Linked DNA regions of Homo sapiens: region 2 is linked to region 1. A link is an interaction called in ENCODE POLR2A ChIA-PET data of the cell type or tissue named here. Cell type or tissue: A673. All regions are shown on one strand. Links, peaks and the distances in the headings refer to the core of each region. The heading gives the core; the rest is flanking DNA.

Region 1 (9,888 bases), core at 2,454-7,453:
ATTTCTATATCTAAACATATATGAACAGAAAAAGGGTACAGTAAAAATACTGCATAAAAGATTTAAAATGGAACACTCACAGAAGGCTCTTACCATGAATGGAGCTTGCAGGACCTCATGTTGTTCTGGGTGAGTCAGTGAGTGAGCAGTGAGTGAATATGAAGGCCTAGGACATTACTGTCACTACTGTAGACTTTGTAAACACTATATACTTAGACTATACTACATTTATTAAAAAAAACAAAAAACTTTTCTTCAGTAGTAAATTAACCTTAGCTTACTATAACATTTTTTTTTTCTTTTGAAACGGAGTCTCATTCTGTCACCCAGGCTGGAGTACAGTGGCGTGATCTTGGCTCACTGCAATCTCAGCCTCCCGAGTTCAAGTGATTCTTCTGTCTCAGCCTCCTGAGTAGCTGGCACTACAGGCACCTGTCACCACGCCCGGCTAATTTTTGTATTTTCAGTAGAGACGGGGGTTTCGCCATGTTGGCCAGGCTGGTCTCGAACTCCTGACCTCAGGTGATTCACCCACCTCGCCCTCCCAAAGTGCTGGGATTACAGGTGTGAGTCACCACACCTGGCCCAACTTTTTACTTTATAAACTTTATATATATATATATGTTTTGTTTTGTTTTGTTTGTTTTTGAGATGGAGTCTTGCTCTGTCACCCAGGCTGGAGTGCAGTGGCACAATCTCAGCTCACTGCAACCTCTGCCTCCCACGTTCAAGCAATTCTCCTGCCTCAGCCTCCCAAGTGGCTGGGCTTGCAGGTGCCCCCCCCTACACCAGGCTAATTTTTGTGTTTTTAGTAGAGACATGGTTTCACCATTTTGGCCAGGCTGGTCTCGAACTCCTGACCTTGTGATCCGCTCACCTCAGCCTCCCAAAGTGCTAGGATTACAGGTTTGAGCCATCACGCCTAGCCTGTAAACTTTGTTTATATTTTTAACTTTATGACTCTTTTATAGTAACAGTAAGTTTAAAACACACATTGTACAAAAATATTTCCTTTATCTCTTATTCTATATGCTTTTTTATATTTTTAATTTTTATTTTTTATACTTTTTGAACTTTTTGTTAAAAGCAAAAACACAAACACATACATTAGCCTAGGCCTACACAGGGTCAGGATCATCAATATTACTGTCTTCCACCTCTACAGCTTGTCCCAGTGGAAGGTCTTTAGGGGCAATAACACGCACAGAGCTGTTGTCTCCTGTGATAACAATGCCTTCTTCTGGAATGCCTCCTCAAGGACCCACATGAGTCTATTTTACAGTTAACTTTTTTTTTTTTTAATAAGGAGGCGTATAGTCTAAAATGAAGATAAAATGTAAAGCATAATATAAAACCAGTAACATTTATTATTATCAAGTATTATGTACTGTGCATGGTTGTATTGCTATATATATATAAAATTTTTTTTTTTTTTGAGACAGAGTCTCACTCTGTCACCCAGGCTGGAGAGCAGTGGCACAATCTCGGCTCACTGCAAGCTCCACCTCCCAGGTTCATGCCATTCTCCTGCCTCAGCCTCCTGAGTAGCTGGGATTACAGGCGCATGCCACCATGCCTGGCTAATTTTTTTTTTTTTTTTTTGTATTTTTAATAGAGACGACGTTTCACCATGTTGACCAGGCTGGTCTTGAACTCCTGACCTTATGATCTGCCCACCTCGGCCTCCCAAAGTGCTATGATTACAGATGTGAGCCACCGGGCCTGGCATGTTTGATTTTTTTTTTTTTTTTTTTTGAGACAGATTCTCTTTCTGTTGCCTAGGCTGGAGGGCAGTGGCGCGATCTGCAACCTCTGTCTCTCAGGTTTGAGCAATTCTCGTGCCTCAGCCTCCCAAATAGCTGGGATTACAGGTGCGTGCCACCACACCCAGTTTATTTTTGTATTTTTAGCCACCGGGCCCGGCCCAGTATAATCTTATGGGAGCACTGTGGTATATTTGGTCTGTTGTTGACCTGAAAGTTATGTGGCGCATGACTGTATCTAAAAACAAACAAACAAAAAATTTAAATAGAAAAGCTGGATTCCGACCACATGAATGAACCTTCTTATGATTCTGGAAGGAAGGCAGGTTCTACTAAGACAGGGTTCTTAGGCTACTACCACTACCTCACCCATAAAGGATCAGCCTTCTTAACCCAGCCAGTCACAAGGGATTCTGAGGATGAATGTTCACCAGGGCAGATTGGTTATGTTCAACAGCTTCATGTATTTCTGCAAAATCTACCAGTCCGATGATGCAGTGAACATAATGATCCCCTGTGAAATAATAACAAGATAAAATGTTCCCAGGCCCATTTGTTTCCCACTGCTACCACCCCATAAGACTGAACCATGGGTTGGAGTGAACACTTGAACCAAAGGTTACTGTATTGTATGTTCCTGTTCACACAGGACTTCACAAAAACCTTCTTTTATAAAGAAAACAACCAGCCAATAAAACAGCATTAGAGTACATTATATATGTGACCAATTGTTTGATAAAATCTGATGTAAGCCTTCAGGCGTAATTGGAGTTCTTAGCAAAATACTTTGGTTTTTAATATTTCTATGACCCTCTAAGGGGGACTTAGCAATTACTCTTAAATTTTCAAAGTGGTGCATGGAGTTTTAGCTGTGTGACTTCCATTAAAGTCCATAGGAGTCTTGTTGCTAAAACATCACACAACTCACGAAAATGTGCCCCTTCTTGTGAAATTGTTAGAAGTAATGGGTATGGAAGTATAGCACAGCATTTCTGGTACATTTACAAGCTTTCTGTACTTGTTTCAAACTTTATACCTTTATGAAAACTCAATAGTTCTACAAAAATTGAAGGGGGGAAAAAGCCTATTATGTGTATTCCAGAAGTGAAGGGTAGAAAAAATACAGTAGAACTAATAAAAAATTAAAATAATTCTTCAAGAAAAGCCAATGTTTCAACATATTTATAATCTTTATTTCAAAATTAATATATCCTCTCCTGGGTTTTTAAAGTAAGCCTTAAAATCGAACTTAAAAAAATGAACTTGACTGACAAAGTTTCACTATAACCACATACAATGATTTTGGGTTTCAGCAACCTCCTCTACTGAAACCGATATAATTTAAGCATCATCGGAGCAAAACTTCACTCCTTTAGATGGTTGGTGGTGTGAGGGGTTTGTTCCCAGTGGATAAGAGGATGGCCTTAAGGTTTGCTGAGTCCTTCTCTCTCAAGAACCTCTTAGAGGCCGGGCACGGTGGCTCAAGCCTGTAATCCCAGCACTTTGGGAGGCCAAGGTGGGTGGATCACTTGAGGTCAGGAGTTCGAGACCAGCCTGGCCAACATGGTGAAACCCCGCCTCTACTAAAAATACAAAAATTAGCTGGGTTTGGTGGTGTGTGCCTGTAATCTCAGCTACTCGGGTGGCTGAGGAACGAGAATCGCTTGAACCCGGGAGGTGGAGGTTGCAGTGAGCGGAGATTGCGCCATTGCACTCCAGCCTGGGCGACAGAACAAGACCCTGTTTCAAAAAAAAGAAAAAGAATCTCATAGACATTTTTCTCCTGCGTCCCTGTGATAAGAGTGCTGTGATTCCTGCTATACAGTCAAACAGATTCAGAGCCCACCTTTGACTCCAGGACCAAATTTCCCCCTTTATTCTCTTTTGTGCTATGCTGGAGAAGACAGTGTGGCAGTTCCCGGGAATTTGTGTGGAGCTGTTTCAGGGACACTCTGAGCTAAGAAAAGGGTGAGAGCCCTGGGAGGAGACCTTCTTTCAATCCAGGCTACATGCTCTGAGTTTTTCCAGGGCATATATAGCTGCTCCATTTGGACTATGCTCCTAGACTGACATGGGCCTGACTCGCAGGAGCCGGCAGCTCCTAGTGCTGAGCTCACCGGCTCGGCCCAGCACCAGCACCACCTCCCCTCTGAGCATCTGGTGGCCTTGCTGATAACACAGTGACACAGCCATTTCCTTCTATAGCAGAAACATCTTTGGAGTTCTGTTTCCACAGTCCTTTGAGAGACACTCTCGAGGCCAGGAGCTGGCCTCAGACATAAAAGTATTTGTTTCAACAGAGAGAGAGAGAGAGAGAGAGAGACTCAGTGACTGCTTTTTGAGTGAATTGTTGTTGGCTCAGTTTCAGTAATGCAATGTTTTGCTTTAGATTAATTTACTAAGCAGTACTAAAGTATCATTTATATACATTATTGAATCTTGGGATGATTCTGTAAGCATTACTTTCTCCTGAAATCTCCACTTCTGTCTGGATAGTGGATTTTAGGATAGGTTTTTAAAATGGAAAACTTGACGCAGATTCAAATTTTCAACACAGCATTGAACGAATAGCATCAGTTGGGGACGAGCTATGCCACCAATTTAAAGTGTCTCAGCCGGGGTCAGAATTAGGAACTGTCTAAACAGGGAATTTCAGAAGGGCAGGGGAGGATATCAAGGCACAAATGGGAGGAAATAAGCCATTGTTCCTTTAGAAAGCTTAGTAACCTCGATAATGAGAGGCTATGAAATAGTTCTTTTTATAACTGTAACTTCTTAACTTCCCAGCCCTAATAGCTCCAAGGGTCACTTGCAGAGAGCTCCGGGGCTACACCTGCCTTGCATAGATTAGGGCCCGCTGCAGCTGTCTTCATTTGCAAGACTAAGGTGTAGCTCCAAGAGGCTGTAGGTCTCAGCATGGAGCACTCCTCCTCAATCTCAATAGGCTGGTGTTGCGGATTAAGATGGCCATTGCAAGCCAGGCTCAGAAATTGCAAGATGAGGCAGGTAACGATTTCCTGGGTTTTATGTATCAGGCCTTATGAGGTATGAAGCGGGAAACCTTTTATATGCCTGCCTTGAATTAGCCATACCTTTTACAATCAGCTCTGTTGAAGAGCAGCTGCCTGGACTATCTAGCATACCCATGGGCCAGGCATGCCTTTGGCACACACACAGGTTTGTAAAGAGCTTGTGAATCTATAGGATGATCTCTTGGTGAGGACAGAAGGGACCCATAGCTAGTCAGCATCGGACTGAGGGCTGGATCCACTTTTTCCTGTAATGTGCGTTTGTTTCACAGAAAATACAATTAGGATAATTCTTGTGTGTTCTCTACAGGAAGGAAGTAGTATACTGCTTGTGAATGGTAGGCTAAATGAGGGAACCATTAAAGGGTTTTTAATAGACTTTTGAACCAAAAGACATAAGGGACTATACTTACATTGCCTTAACTGAGAAATGTTTTGCAGTGTGAGAAGACTTAATCAAATCTTCATTACATACCTGGTCAGGGACCAGGCTGAATGTTTCTTTAAGCAATTGGATAAAATGCACATTGAAGACTTGTTAGTTATGTGAGAATATGTCTGACATGCTTATCATCTCTCCTGCGGGTGCCTGAGTATCAGATACTTGGTTTACTGTGTTGGGTTGAATGCTTCTGTTCTAATTTCTAATGAACTTTACCACCAGACTACTTGATCATGACTAAGCCCAGGAACAATGCAAATGGAATTGCCCCCTGATGGGGAGGAATGGGCCCAGATGGCCCTTAAAAGGTGATAATTAGGAAATATAGCATATCTGAGTAGCTAGAAAGAGAGAAACTTGTTAAAGACAGTCAATCTGTTTGAAGCAACGGTCTTTCCCTTAATTATATGCATTTTCATTTAGAGTTGCTTTAAAGTAAAATTTTTCCCAGGAAAAATTTTTATTAGTAGTGAAAACCTAGAAACCACACACATTTTTTGCTACTCTGTTTCAGATTATTGAAAATTCCTTCCTTCATACATTTTTTTTTGGTTTCCAGATCTGTGTAACAGACTCGCTGTGTGTGTTTTAGGGGCCGTTTTAGGTTATTTTAGCTCTTATGCTAAAACAGTGGGGGAGCGATTAAAAGTGAGAAAAATATTAGTATATATTTGTAAACTGAGCTTTTAAAATTAAAATAGTTGCAGGATATTACAGTCTGTGATTTCATATACTTTGTAAGATTGCCTTAAATGTATTGCCTTCTTGGCAGCATAATGCCAGATTTTTCTCCAATATGTCATTAAAATAATTTTACATATAACAAGTTGAACTTTTTAAAGACTTATATTTTAATCTGAATTAGCATATTTACTAATTATATTACTTATTTGGCTTTTCTTTAGTCCGATTCTTTTTTTTTTTTTAGTGTACAAACTTGGCATTACTCTTTAAGAATAACAAGTGAACTGGAAATGAGAGGGTGGTGACATGAAGAGAGAGAGAAGAAATACATTCCTTATATCTCTTCCAGCTCCTGCATGGAATGGAGGATCTGACAGTGGCCGTTCCTGGGTATTAAAGCCAGTGCAAAAGATAGAGCGTCCAAAAGGCAACTTCTTCCTTATTTGTGAAGTCAGAAAGTAAAATTTACATTGAAGTGCTAAGCTACATTATTCTGAATATTTTGGCAGTCATATTTGGGCAGATGAGTTGCTTTCCTGAAATTACTCAGCACCGTCATTCATCCTGACAAAAGCTAGTGGTACAGATGCACCTTTGGGACTGAGGCCAAGGTGAAACCTGCGTTTTCCAGGTCTGCCCACTCAGTTTTGGAAGGACTCTCAATAAAACCGGCCTCACACCCCAAGCATCACCCCTCCTGTCCTTAGTAAGTACACTCTGGCTGGAATCTAGGGTCCCAGCATCTAGCCCTTGGGACTTCACATAAATTCATCAAGTATCTTCCTCCACTCAAAAATCTCTTACAGAATCTTTGACATTTTAAGCTTCATTACTGCAAAGTGGATATAGTTCATTCTCAGCTTCAGGATTCCAGAAGCATACATACCAGGTCAGAATGGAGAGGCATCACGCTTTCCTTCAGCAAGCTTCAGGGGAGACAGGATTTAGGGTGGGCTACACATATACCAGTTGTAGGATGTTTTGAACTATATTCTTGCAATCACAGACAGGTTGTCCCAGAGAAAATAATCTGGCTCTAACTTCTCTTGTTATCAGTGAAAAGCAAAAATTACTTAGTGCAGGTATGCTTAAAGGAAGAAAAAGGCAAGAGAAAAGTGAGAGGTAAAAATTATTACCATTTTAATTCCATGATTCTCAGCAATGAAGGAGCATGATTGAAATCCCATGTGCCCAGTCATATCTGTAAATGAGAGTATGATTTTTGAAGACTGTATTCAATTGTTTCAACTTGAGCAATTGCAAGTAAGACTTAGGACTGTGTTTACCAGTTACTGTTATTTACTATTACTTTCTAAATGTGACCTGACTTGAAACCTTTATAGATGCAATTTTTATCCATCACAGAACAAGCTCTAAAGAGGAGAGCAGCTTCAACTTTTTCAAGTATTTTTTTTAAAAGGATTTAACTTTGACCAACACCAAACTTGCATCTTGTTAAGGTAACTAATAACTGACTGCTATAACAATATTTAGAATTTTGTTTAACAGCAACTGTCAAAAAAACAAGTTAAAATAGCCCAGGAGATGGATGGCGATTAACTCTGCGTTCTTTTTAGACTGTGTTATTAATTAGCTCTCTAGACTCAAATAGGTTACATCCTCTGAGCAGTAAATTGCATGCCATTTGCAAGCTCTGTGGATGAAATTTACATGTGGCCTAAATGCTATCCACATTGTTTTGTTAAGTAGCATTTTATCTCTCTGGACTGGTCCCTTGCCTCCTCCCCCAGCCCCAGTGGAAAGTTTTATTCACTTTTCTTGCGGGAAGGGAAAGTCGCATGTAGTTTGGTCATTTGGCGCCATCTTCTTTTTTATTGTTAAATCCACTAAAGGCAGTCATGCCTGGCAGTACCAGGCGGGCTCCTTCCGGGGTTCTGGTCGGCTAAGCATTCAGAGTTCTTTGCTTTTTATTTACTAGAAATGTTTTCAGCTTCTGTCTTTGCTTTAAGATCTGATTAAAAGGAACCTTAAAAAAGGAACATAGATTTTGGTGTATGTTTTTCCTCTCTACTTCTCTTCCCTGTGCCCCCCAAACCCAATCACCAACTTCCCCCATCCCCAGCAAACACGGGCTTTTTTGTGTATTTATTTAAAAGCATTTTAGGAAGCACCGTAATACCGCACAGCTTGGAGGTTAAGATAGAATTGGATGTTTCCCTCACCATCAGTTGATGGAATCATCAGTGTTCCGGTTCTATTTATCTTCATGATTTGAGAATGTTTCTGAACAGCTGCCCTTCCGAGGATGCTGGTATTTAGACAGACCTTCCTGTCATTTATCTGACTCACAGGCACAACTCTTTTGAAAGAATTAATATCAAACTTACATATGAAAATCTACCATTTAGAAATGGATTCTTTTTCAGTACCTACTTTTCAATTCAACCGGGGAGATCCCATCTATTTTAAAAAATCATTAATCACATACTTCTGACATTTTCCCTTTCAGTTTCCTCAGGGGGAAAAAAGTTATTTGAATAACAAACAAACAAACAAAAACCCCTCATCGCAAATAGCTGTCAGCCTCCTATGTGAACAAAAGCGCTCTCTCACACTGAGACCTACCGTGTTTTGTTTAGTTAGAGGCAGCAGGGTGGTAGGGACACTATGCAGAAAGGCTTGGGTTAATGAGCACTTTCTGGATTGAGTGTCTCTCCTGATTAACCCTTGGATTACTTGCTTTGAGTTGCTAACCCTCTCTCACTGCCCACTCAAGAATTTCCCACATGGTAGCCTCATCCATAGATGCCCTTCCCTAGATGCACTGATGGTAGACAGCATAAAAATGTGTAAGCACTGTAGCTTTCCAATGAACTGAAACAAAAAGCTTAAGCATTACTTTTTATTTCCTTGATCTAAAGAACATGTTTTGGGGGATATTTTCTTAATCAATATCTAAGTTATCTAGAGTTATAAATACTATAAATAAATTAGTTACAAACTAATTTTTAGACACAAGTCTTTTGTTCAAACCAACTCTTACATAGAAACTCTAAAAATTTGGGGGGGAAGGGGACAGTTGGGGATCAGAATCACTCCCCATTATCTCTCTGTTGGTGCTCCCCAAAGGATCTTCAGGGAACGACGTTTAAAAACCATTTTGTATCATGAAATGGGACCCGAAAGACATTCTTTCTAGTGACTTTGTGTTAGATTGAGTCATATGAAATTGCCACTGTGTGACCCATTTTGACCTAAAAAAAAAACCAAAAAACAAAAAACAAAAAACCAGCACTAGGGTACCAGAGTATTTTTAGTGTAATCACTGTACGTGATAAGAAAATGGAGAAATGAGAAAGCTTGAAACTTAGACTATAAGCTCCTCATAAGCTAATAGCGACTTCCTCCCTTCTTCCGCAGTCACCTGGCAAGTCCCTTCTATGTGCTGCTGGTTCTAGGGATACAGAGATAAAAGGCGTAGTCACTGCCTCCAAATCATCACAGTGCAAAGGACAAATAAATACAGAAGGACCCATGGGATGAAGAAACAGCCCAGGGTGGTGGGAACACAGAGCGAGAGTTTCTAGGATCTTGAAAGCCATGTTGCACGGAGCTCCCGGTCCCTGAGTTTTCAGACTGATCTTTCTGTGGACTGTGCCTAAGTAATAACAGTTTCAGAACGTAGAAACTCAGTGTACATCCTTCATAGCCAGGATGGATATGATAGCCTGGAAGTGAACAGTAAATCCAGTGATTTGTTTTCTTCACTCATTCTTTCATTTTAAGAAAGTGCTTAGAATCCACAAGTTGTGCTTAATGCCAGCAGACGCATTACATATGCCAGCCCTGCCCCTTAGTCACAATTACTCCCCACACTGACCTCCCATTGCATTTAAAAATTGTCGCTTTATTGAGACATAGTTCAGCTCTCATAAAGTTCACATTTGTTTTTTTTGTTTTTTTTTTTTTGTTTGTTTTTTTGAGACAGTCTTGCTCAGTCACCCAGGCT
Region 2 (9,888 bases), core at 3,167-8,166, 270 kb after region 1:
CACAGCACCACTACTCACAGTAGCCAAAAGGTGGAAACAACCTGTGTCCATCAACAACAGGAGGAATCTACAAAATGTGGTCTATCCACACAGTGGACTACTACTCAGCCATAACGAAGAATGAAGTTCTAATGCATGCTACAGCAGGGATGAACCTTGAGGACATTACGCTGAGTGAAATAAGCCAGGCACAGAAGGACAAGTACTGAATGATCCCACTTAGATGAGATCCCTAGAGTCGTCACACTCAGAGACACAAAAAGTTGAATGCAGATTGCCAGAAGCTAGGGGAGAAGAAATGAGGAACTATTGTTTCATATACAAAGATTCAGTTTGGGAAGACTGAAACATTCTAGAGATGAATGGTGTGATGACTGCATGGGAATGGGAATGTACTCGATACCACTGAATTGTATGCTTAAAAATAGTTGAAGCCAGGTGTGGTGGCTCACACCTGCAGTCCCAGCTACTCAGGAGGCTGAGGCAGGAGGATCACTTGAGCCCAGGAGTTGGAGGCCAGCCTGGGCAACACAGTGAGACCCCATCTCTTAAAAATGATTGAAATGGTAAATTTTATGTTACATACATTTTACCACATTTTTTTTCTTTTTTGAGACAGAGTCTCACTCTGTTGTCCAGGCTGGAATGCAGTGGCACAATCTCAGCTCACTGCAACCTGCACCTCCTGGGTTCAAGCGATTCTTGTGCCTCAGCCTCCCGAGTAGCTGGGACTACAGGCGCAGACCACCACACCCAGCTAATTTTTTGTATTTTTAGTAGAGACTGGTTTTCACCGTGTTGGCCAAGCTGGTCTCAAACTCCTGGCTTCAAGTGATCTGATCTGCCTGCCTCGGCCTCCGAATGTGCTGGGATTACAGGTGTAAGCCACCATGCCTGGCCTTACCACAGTTTTTTTTTAAATGATGGGGAAAACATGCGAGCAATGGATATTAGGCTTCTCTACAACTTCCTGTGTCCTCTTCTACTGTGCCCCAAAATAGGGCCCACAGCTCTGTTTCTAGGGCCTCAGAGCACCCAGCTCCCAGGGAGGCTGTTACTCAGCTGAGCCTAAGAGGTTTTGTGTCTGCCGTTCCACAGACAGTCATGGGGCCAAGGAAACCTTCCTATTAAAAACTTCATTCCAATCTCAAAAGAAACTTAAGGGCCAAGCAGGATATTATACTTTTCATTATGCAATTTCTCTGCTTCTTTTTTTTTTGAAATCAAATCTAGTTCTGTCACCCAGGCTGGAGGGCAGTGGCACAATCTTGGCTCACGGCAGTCTCTGCTTCTTGAGTTCAAATGATTCTCGTGCCTCAGCCTCCCAAGTAGCTGGGACTACAGGCTTGCACCACCACACCCAGCTAATTTTTGTATTTTTAGCAGAGAGGCAGTTTCGCCATGTTGCCCAGGCTGGTCTTGAAATCCTGACAAAAAGCGATCTGCTGGCCTTGGCCTCCCAAAGTGCTGGGATTACAGGCATGAGCCACCACACCCAGCTTCTGCTTCCTTCTTAACTGGCATCACTCCAATTGGAGGAGTCGGAGAAAAATAAATACTCCAATCTTGCCAGGGGCCAAAGACACTAATGTTATTGGAAGACACATTCCTGTCTCTGGACCACTCCAGCCCTCTGCTTTACAGAGTGGATATAAAGGATCTGGGCGTTGAAGGCTGGAAATAGCAGGAGGAGTGGCCAAGGAGGGGTGGCACTGGCTAACGGGCAGTGGTTCTCCTGGACTTGCCTCTGTGTCTCTAGGTGTTCTTTCTCCCTGAGAAGAGACTCCTGGAATCACCTCATGATTCTGTCCCTCACGGGTATGAACAGGGAACCAGCTGTGCTGCCGGTTGTGAGAACACAGAGCGGTGGCCCAGCAGCGGCCAGGACTCACCCAGAAGTTTCTGTCAGGAACACAACAGACTCTTGCCCTAGGCCACAGTTTGTTCTAATGCGTGCTCTTTCGGGTCAGTTTACTTAAGAAACGACCAGAGCAGTCAAACCTTTGCCCTCGCCCCTTAAAGGGGACAAACATTGGCATAGTTCCTCCCATTCCAAGGCTCCCCTGGGCCCTCCCTGAAATGTCCCATACATGTCATTATCCGAAATCAGCCTGCTACAAACTCCAGGCTCCCGCTGCATGGGTTTTTATGTCAGTGCCAAACGTTCTTCTTTGCGCCAGGTCAGGAGGATGAAACTCATGACTGGTGACAAGACAAGCCCTCCCAGAGAGAGGAGGACAGTCTGTGGGCATGATCCTGTTAGTTTTCAGACTGATGAGTCCAGTGGCAAGGACCCTGGAAGGGTCCCATACGCCCTGCATGGGGAGTTCTCCTGAAAGGGCACAAGGAACACAGCACGGGGCTCCCACTGATCCAAGGAGGACCTCAGGTGGGACTGCCAAGGAGCCTGCACCCCAATAAAGGCAGAATCAGAACAGAGCCTGATTAATAAACAGAACCTAGTCAGATATGACTTAAAAGCTATTAGGACTTGGATTGGGAAGAAAGAGGCATAATATGAATATCACTAAGAAAACTTCGCAGTCAGTATCCAGATTTTCTAAATCAACCACTTCAACAAATTCTCTGCCAGCTCATAAAATGTCTCCTGACGTGCCTTCCTTTCTCTAAACGATGCTATTTTATTAAATGGTGTAGGAGCTGGGAGAGAGGGGAGGAGTAGAGAGACAAGTCATGGGTGAATATTTCAATTTTATTTTCATTGTAGCTTTTCTCAGTCTTGCTTCCTTCAACACTGTCCTAAATTTGGCTAGGTCTGATAATTTCCAAGGTGGGATTTAGACATGCTATAATTGTGTGTGTGTGTGTGTGTGTGTGTGTGTGTGTGTGCACCTGTCTGATCAATATATATTTAACATGCACAAGTATTCTGTACACTGGAGCAGAAATGTGCACAACAGACTCAAAGGAGTATTTGTGTTTATCATGTTAGGCTCCCAGGTATTTTTAAGAAAATCATACTTGGCTTTATGCTTTAAGATTTCCTTTTCCTGGTAATTCTTCCTGAAGCCTGACCATTGTAACTTCTTCAGCACAGACTCACTGGGGATGGGGGAACAGGAGTATGCAAAGTTACAAACCACTTTTTATATTTTAAAAGGTGCTTCTCCCAGATTGTTGACCGGCTGGTTGATGGTCCTTATCCGGATCAATTTCCTGTTTTTCAGGCTGACCCAGACTCTCAGACCATGGCGGGGTGAGCAGCAGCTGGGCAGCTCAGGGAGCTCTGTCATGCTGGGGACGGGGGCTGAAGGGAAACCTTTTTTTTTTTTAGGCTGAGTCTTGCCCTATCGCCCAGGCTGGAGTGCAGTGGCACCATCTCCGCTCACTGCAACCTCCGCCTCCCTAGCTCAAACGATTCTTCTGCCTCAGCCTCCCAAGTAGCTGGAATGACAGGCGCACACCACCAGGCCCAGCTAATTTTTGTATAGTTTGTACAGATGGGGTTTCACCATGTTGCCCAAGCTGGTGCTGACCTCAAGCGATCCTCCCGCCTCAGCTTCCCAAAGGGCTGGGATTACAGGCGTGAGCCACCGCGCGAGGCCAAGAAAGCCTATTTTCAAACAGGATCCTAGCTGCTCCTGCCTCTCTCATCCTTGTGTCCTGCAAGCAAAGGATACCTAGGACCCTGGGGTAGAGGCCAAATGACCCGGGAGTCAACTTTGAGAAAAGGAGGCTAGGGAGAGGAACAGAATGGGTGTCTGATGGTGAGACCTGAGGAAAGGTGGAAGCAAGAAGACTGGGGGAGTGAGACAGCTGCAGGCTTAGGACACCCTCCTGAGAGCCCAGAGCACTGTGGCGGCGTTGGCTCCCCAGACTGGGGGCCTCAGGAGAGCTCGCGACAGGCTCCCCAGCAAGCTAAGCTCCCACTCCCGGGAGTACAACCGCCCTCGCGCAGGTGTACGCCCAGACACAGCCATAGCCAGCGGCCTCCAGGTCTGGGGCTGTCCAGAGAGGCCTGGGGGCCACACCCCAGCCCTCTGCCTCCCCACCCCCGCTCCAGGACGGACCCTGTCTCACCACAGGGCCACAGAACCCTCTTCAGTCCCACCAGAGAACAAACACTCCAGACACTGATTCGATCTGTACTGAAACCACTGGTTAGAAAATCCACAAGGCAACCACCGCCTTCGCACATTCCCTACCTGCAAGTATTGACCCCGATCAGCCAGGCCTGGCCGCCAGAACCAAGGTAGAAACTCAGGACCCGGTCCTCAGAAGCTCACAGCCCCAGGGAGTCTAAGAGACTGACCTCAAGGATCCCCAGGAGCCACTGTTTCTTCTGGAAGCCCTCTGGAGGAGCGTTTTTCCCCACGGCCTTTCCTCGCCTCACAGTTGTTCACACTCTCCTGCTCCTGGGGGAACCCAGGCCGGCTCATCAATGACCCCTCGCCTCCCCGCCCTCCTCCATTTCCTGAGCTGGGATAGCCCCAGAAGTTGAGCGTTTCCTATGCTGGAAGGACTTCCAGCTTGGAGCGGAAATCGGGGCCGGGGCAAGGACGCAGGGGCGTGTCGCCCACGTTTCTGGCCCGGCTAGCCGCAACTCCTTGGATGTAAACGAGATTTGGCCGGCGCTGCGGCGTGTGGGGAAAGATGATTACACTCGAAAGGAATCACGACTCCTTGCGGAGCCATTACTCGTGCCGCTCCGCACGCGCAGGTTCTGGCCCGGCTTTCAGCAACTCCCCGCTCCTCGCTAACCACTCGCTCGTAATTTGTGGGCCGCAGTGGAGCTGCGCCCGGGGCTGCAGCCCCCCAATTAAAGCACTTTTGCAGCTCGGACACCCAGAGAGCTGCCTCCGCGCACGCCAGGCCGGCACCTCCTGCTCCCACTCCCCTCTCCGCCCAGCCGTGGGCAGCTGAAATGGATGTGATTTCACGCACTTCCTGCGCGCGCACACACACATGCACACATGGACATACACTTGCACACACGCACAACGCGCATTCCCCCTCCAATGCCGCCCGCACACGTGCGCGAGCCTGGACGTTCCCCTTTTGTGCTCGTTTTGCAGGCCCAGAGCTCCTGCTGCTGGTTTTCTCCTTTCTCTCCTTCATCGCCTCTTCCTTCGCCACTTTCCTTCTGGACCCTCCGGGCTGGCTCCTGCCCCTCTGCCCCGGTGGCGCTCTCGCCTATTCCTCCCGGGAGGAGCCGGGGCCGCAGAGGTGCGCCCTGCACGCCCAGCGAGGGCCGAGTTCTGGGACGGCTGGGACCAAAGGGCTGGCCTCCGGCCTGCGCCCTGTTTGTTTTCCTTTCGCCCCCTGAATACTAGATTGAGACGTAAAGATTACCCGGGCCGAATAATGCCGGGAGTCAACACTCGAGCAAACAAAAGTGCTTGCACAACTAGTCAACCCCGCTGGGACCCGGGCCGCGGGCTGGGGGAGAGAACGCGCTCCTCGCTGCTAATTACAAATAAATGATGATGTGCTCACTAAGTAATTGATTTAATGAAGTTCCTATGAAACTATTAAACCCGGGTGGAGGTCAGGCTGGAGGCGCCCCAGAGCGCCCATTGTGGGCTGTTTAACTCCACCAGGCTCCTCGGAAAGACATCGGGGCTAATAGGTGAAGTCACAGCTGCTCGCGCTGACTTCTCGGAGCGCCCGGCTGGCCGCGGGCACCCTCGCGCCCTCTTCTTGTAGCGCCCTTGTGCCCCGCCGCCCGCGCCCCGCGCCGGCCAGCTTACCCACGCCACTCCCAGCCCTGTCGCCAGCTCCCGAGGGCCTCTCCAAAGGGATCCCGGGTCTCGTTAAGAGCGGGAAGTTGAGCACTGAACTTGTGCTCACCGCCAGCAGTCGGCGGCGTGCACCGCCGCCCACCCCTCCCTCCTCACTCCACCCCCGCCACTTCGTGCAGGAACTCCAACCAGTGTGCCACGCAGGGTGCTCGCGAGCTCTTGGCAAGGTGCCTGGATCCCGAGCGTGTGCCCAGTGCACTGGCTGGGGCTGGGCTGGGGGGGTTGAATTGCGCGTGAGCGTGTGTGTGGGGGGGGTGGTAGGGAGGTGGGTGTATGCGTACGAGAGAGAGTGCGTTCCGGGCCAAAAGGCCATCTTTCTGCATCCGTTATCCTGGCCTGGGCCCTGTTCATGCAAAAAAGTAGAGGAGGTAGGGACAGCAGAGAAGAGGAATGAGGAAAGATGTGCAAAACAGATCACTCAGGTAGGCGGTTGGGCCTGGGAACTCCAGTCCTAGGCTGTGCGGGAGTGGGCTGCTCTGGCGCGGCCCTCTCTCGCTGCCCCACCGCCCACCTCTGCCCGCGTCCTGACCCGGCCAGGCGTTCCTTGGCCCCAGAGCGACGCCTCCAGCTGCCAATGGGGCGTAGGGCCCCAGGCCCGCATCTCAGGGCTGTCTGAATGCGAGCTCTCCGGCCACCCATTGCGCTCAGATTCCAGTCTCTGCAGGAAGGGTAGGGACTAGTTCTCCTGCAACATGGCTCTTGGTGGAAACATGACCCGCCCCTTATCCAAAAGGCCAGAGGGAGCCCTGAATGGACACATTTTAAGATGGAGAATCAGACATTGCAAATGGATCAAAAGCTAAGGGTGCTAACCACACACACACACACACACACACACACACACACACACACACACACGGGGGTGGGGGTGGGGAGGGCATTTTACTGCATCTCCCCCCACCTACAAGGGGTCGTGTGGTAAAAGAGAAGGCCCACATCCAGGTGAAACGCCACATAGGGAGACGGGGGCGCCTGTTGGGCTTCTGGCTGCAGAAATCAATCTGCCGGGATGCCCTGCCCCCTCTGCCCAGCCAAATCTTGTCTCTCTTCATCAAGAACTGATAGTTAACAGAGTTTCTCAGAGCATGCATTTCATTTATGCCACAGTCAGTTGGCAGTAAGCTTCATTCCTTTTTTTATGTTAGGAATTTTCAACTGCTGAAACCAATTTCCATTTGACTTTGAATCAAACACTTGCAATGGGGGGCAGGGGAAAGGGACATTTTGGCGTGGTTGTTGGCGACTTTAAAGAGAACTCCACTCCCGCCTGGATCTTTGGTCTCAAAGAGGGTCTCAACCTCTGACTTCGGGGAATATTGACAAAAATCAATTTGAGTCTTGCTTGAGGTCTCAGTTTCGCCATCTGTAAAATTGGATCTGGAGATCCTTGGCTGAGGTCCTTTGGGCTTTATTTGTTTGTGATCTGTGAAGGGGACCGTAGGGAGAGGTGGAAGTCAGTCAAGACGCCTGTTTGCACCAAGCTTTTGTCTTTCTTTGTAGAAGCGAGTCCCTTTGTAAAATAACGCCCCGCCAGCCTGCCTAATGGATTTGTGCAGAGCTAGAGTTTTCATTTTCCCCACGCAGGAACGACGAAAGAGAGGGGGTCTTCCAACCCAGCGAGTCCCGCTTGGCCCCGGTTTGCCAGCGGCGCTCTCCAAAATGTGCCAAAAGCTGTGCTTGGGGCACTCTCTCGACCCCGCCCCGGGCAGCTGTTCCCATTTTGTTCCCGCCTTCCCTCCCCTCACCGCAGTCCCTCGTATTCCTTTAACGCCTGCTGCTGACTGCATCCCTGCTGCCCTTAATGTAGGATGGGCACTTCTCTTCAGCCTCCAAATGAGAAGTGACATTTGCACTCGGCTCAGCCAACGCGTGAGCAGAGCGCGGGGGCACAGGCCCATTGACCGAGCGCGGCCGAGGGGCCGGCCGGCTGGGCAGCATCCGAAGCTGCCTTAATTAATACCATCTTAAATAGTCCAGCAGCCACCGAAGACAAAGTTGAAGAAAGACTTTAAGGCTGAGTGCCCCTCGACAAGCTCTTTTTCCCGTGTCATTCAATATTTAATGCGCCCGCTTGTAATGCTACTACTGGTGTTCCTTTCTCAGCAAGGACATTATTTTTTCACGGTGCCCATAGCCAGGGAAAGCCCTTTAGGCAAAGAAAATCAAAATGTTTGTTGTTTTGGATGACTTATAACTCTTGTTTAACACAAGCACTTTCAGGAAAGTATAACAGGCGCAGCCTCCAAAGCAAACAACACAATCCTTGTGACAGAGTCGGACACAAAAAGCACATTGTCTTGCGGACTACCCCTTTTCTCTGGTGCTAGATGGGGGCCTGTCTCCGAATGAACACCACGATGCCATTTCACTTTTGAACTATTGTTTTTGAGTTATGCCATGTGGTCAAAAGGAGCGAGAAGGGGGTTGTTTCCAGGCTCATAAGACAAACGAGTTGCCTTTTCAATGAAATCCCCCCGCGATCCTTGAAAACGGAGTTTAAATGTCACCTCCGCCTTTCTAATGGGCACAGGGCTGGAGGCGACCCTTCAAAGCGCCTCGGTGATGAACGACCCTTATTAAATATGGCCCGAGCTGCTGGGAAAGTCCCGCGCCCGGCCGCGCGCCCTAGAGCGCCCCTCGCCGGTGGGCCCTGGAGGAGCCGGGCCTCCGCTGCCACCGAGCGGAGTCCGGGCCCGCAGAGCCCCAGCCCGGACTGGCGAGGGGGTGCAGAGGGAAGAAGAGGGAAGCCTGGACGAGGGGGGGCGTTGTAATACAACTTCTTATCTGCCGACCCCAACACGCCCGTGCGCCCCCAGCCCCAGAGCCTCGGCGTGAAAGGTTGGTGCGTTTCCCCCCTGACTCTTTTTGTCCGCAGCCGAGTGGCGTCTGCGAGTCTGAGCTGCAAAGTTACTGATTTGCAGGCTGCATGTTAAGGCAGCCCATGTAAGTAATTTCTCTGGGCACCCCAGCAAAGGAGAACAAATCGCTGACAAAGGCGAGCGCTTTCGATTCAGCGGCGTCGTTAAGGCAACCCCAAAGTATTCCTCCTATAATAAGTTCCACTTCAAAGGGTTTCTCATTCAGCGGTGACTGCTTCGCACTTTTATTAAGTCCGGGCTTTTTCACTCGGAGGAATCATCTGTTTGGTTATTTTTCATCGTGTTTATTTTTCACCATTCACACAGTACTTGTATTAAATAAACAAAGAACAATCGCTCTGCAAATAAAAGTACTTAGGTGGGGAGGGAAGGAAGAGGAGCTGGGGCTCTGGCGCCCCTGCCCCTCTCCCCCACCCTTCGAACATCACCCACTCCCCACCCCGACTCTCCTCCGCTCCTATCCTCCTTTCTTCATTCTTTCTCTCCCCTTTCTCTCAAGCTAGGAGGTTCTATGGAAGAATCTTAAACGCTGAATATATATATATATGTATATATGTGTATATATATATGTATATATGTGTGTATATATGTATATATATGTATATATGTGTATATATGTATATATATGTATATATGTGTATATATATGTATATGTGTATATATGTATATATATGTGTATATATATGTGTATATATGTGTATATATATATAAAATTTCTGATGAGGTGCAAGTGGACTGAAGTAACTTGGCATGAAAGTAAAAAGGTCACTGCAGCTGTGTCTCATCGACTGTCTCGAATCACAGTGGCCCCTCTGCCGGCGACTCCCCTGGCCCTGCCCACTGCCACAGCGATCCTGACGCTCCGCGTGGATGGACCATAGAAGCAGTAGTTTGAATTTCCAAAAGAAAAAAAACATGGCTTTGAACTTCTCCCTGCCTGATTAGGCACTTGCAGTGTATGTTAATGTGTGCTCGGGGAGTGCGTGGGTGTAGGGCTGAGTTTTTGTCTACAGAGGGGAAGTGTACTGGGGTCCCCAGGGCAGTTTCACCTAGGGTCCCCTGCCGGCCTGCCTGTGCCTCCAGACCTGGAAGGCTTCCGTGGCTGGGCATCCTGTTTTGCTACACTGTGGGTGGACTGGCAGGCCAGGAGTGATGTGAGGGGATGAAAGTGCCATTAATAATAAGCGGCTGGGTTGTTTTGTTTGCCTTGTGATCAGCCTTCTTTTCTGCTGGCTTAAGGTGATCAC

The links. ChIA-PET counts read pairs that join two places held together with the same protein. Peaks named below come from ENCODE experiments on the same cell type or tissue, not always from the same donor. Only the 100,000 strongest peaks of a DNase experiment are listed, where the experiment ranks them.
Region 2: POLR2A ChIA-PET joins it to region 1 with 8 read pairs; 3 of 35 experiments call an interaction of 5 or more read pairs at or near these places.

What each region holds. Positions count from the first base shown.
Region 1 is chr13:99,682,452-99,692,339 of GRCh38, forward strand. All of the region lies in intron 1 of CLYBL (citramalyl-CoA lyase), which reads left to right. LOC124903199 (a long non-coding RNA gene) reads left to right here. Exons shown (of 2, transcript XR_007063848.1): 2 at 6,163-7,918. CLYBL-AS2 (CLYBL antisense RNA 2) reads right to left here and starts at 8,520. Exons shown (of 2, transcript NR_046526.1): 1 at 8,102-8,520; 2 at 7,647-7,905. RefSeq lists enhancers at 3,619-4,376, 4,377-5,135, 9,699-9,888 and a silencer at 8,364-8,658. In A673, for the core only: no CTCF peak of the experiment used is centred there; DNase peaks (open chromatin) are centred at 5,090 and 5,470; H3K4me3 peaks cover 1,449 bases; H3K27ac peaks cover 3,580 bases.
Region 2 is chr13:99,951,372-99,961,259 of GRCh38, forward strand. CLYBL-AS3 (CLYBL antisense RNA 3) reads right to left here and starts at 5,794. Exons shown (of 5, transcript NR_120421.1): 1 at 5,712-5,794. RefSeq lists enhancers at 4,874-5,849, 5,850-6,824. In A673, for the core only: a CTCF peak has its summit at 5,805; DNase peaks (open chromatin) are centred at 4,610, 4,980 and 5,820; H3K4me3 peaks cover 2,261 bases; H3K27ac peaks cover 2,479 bases.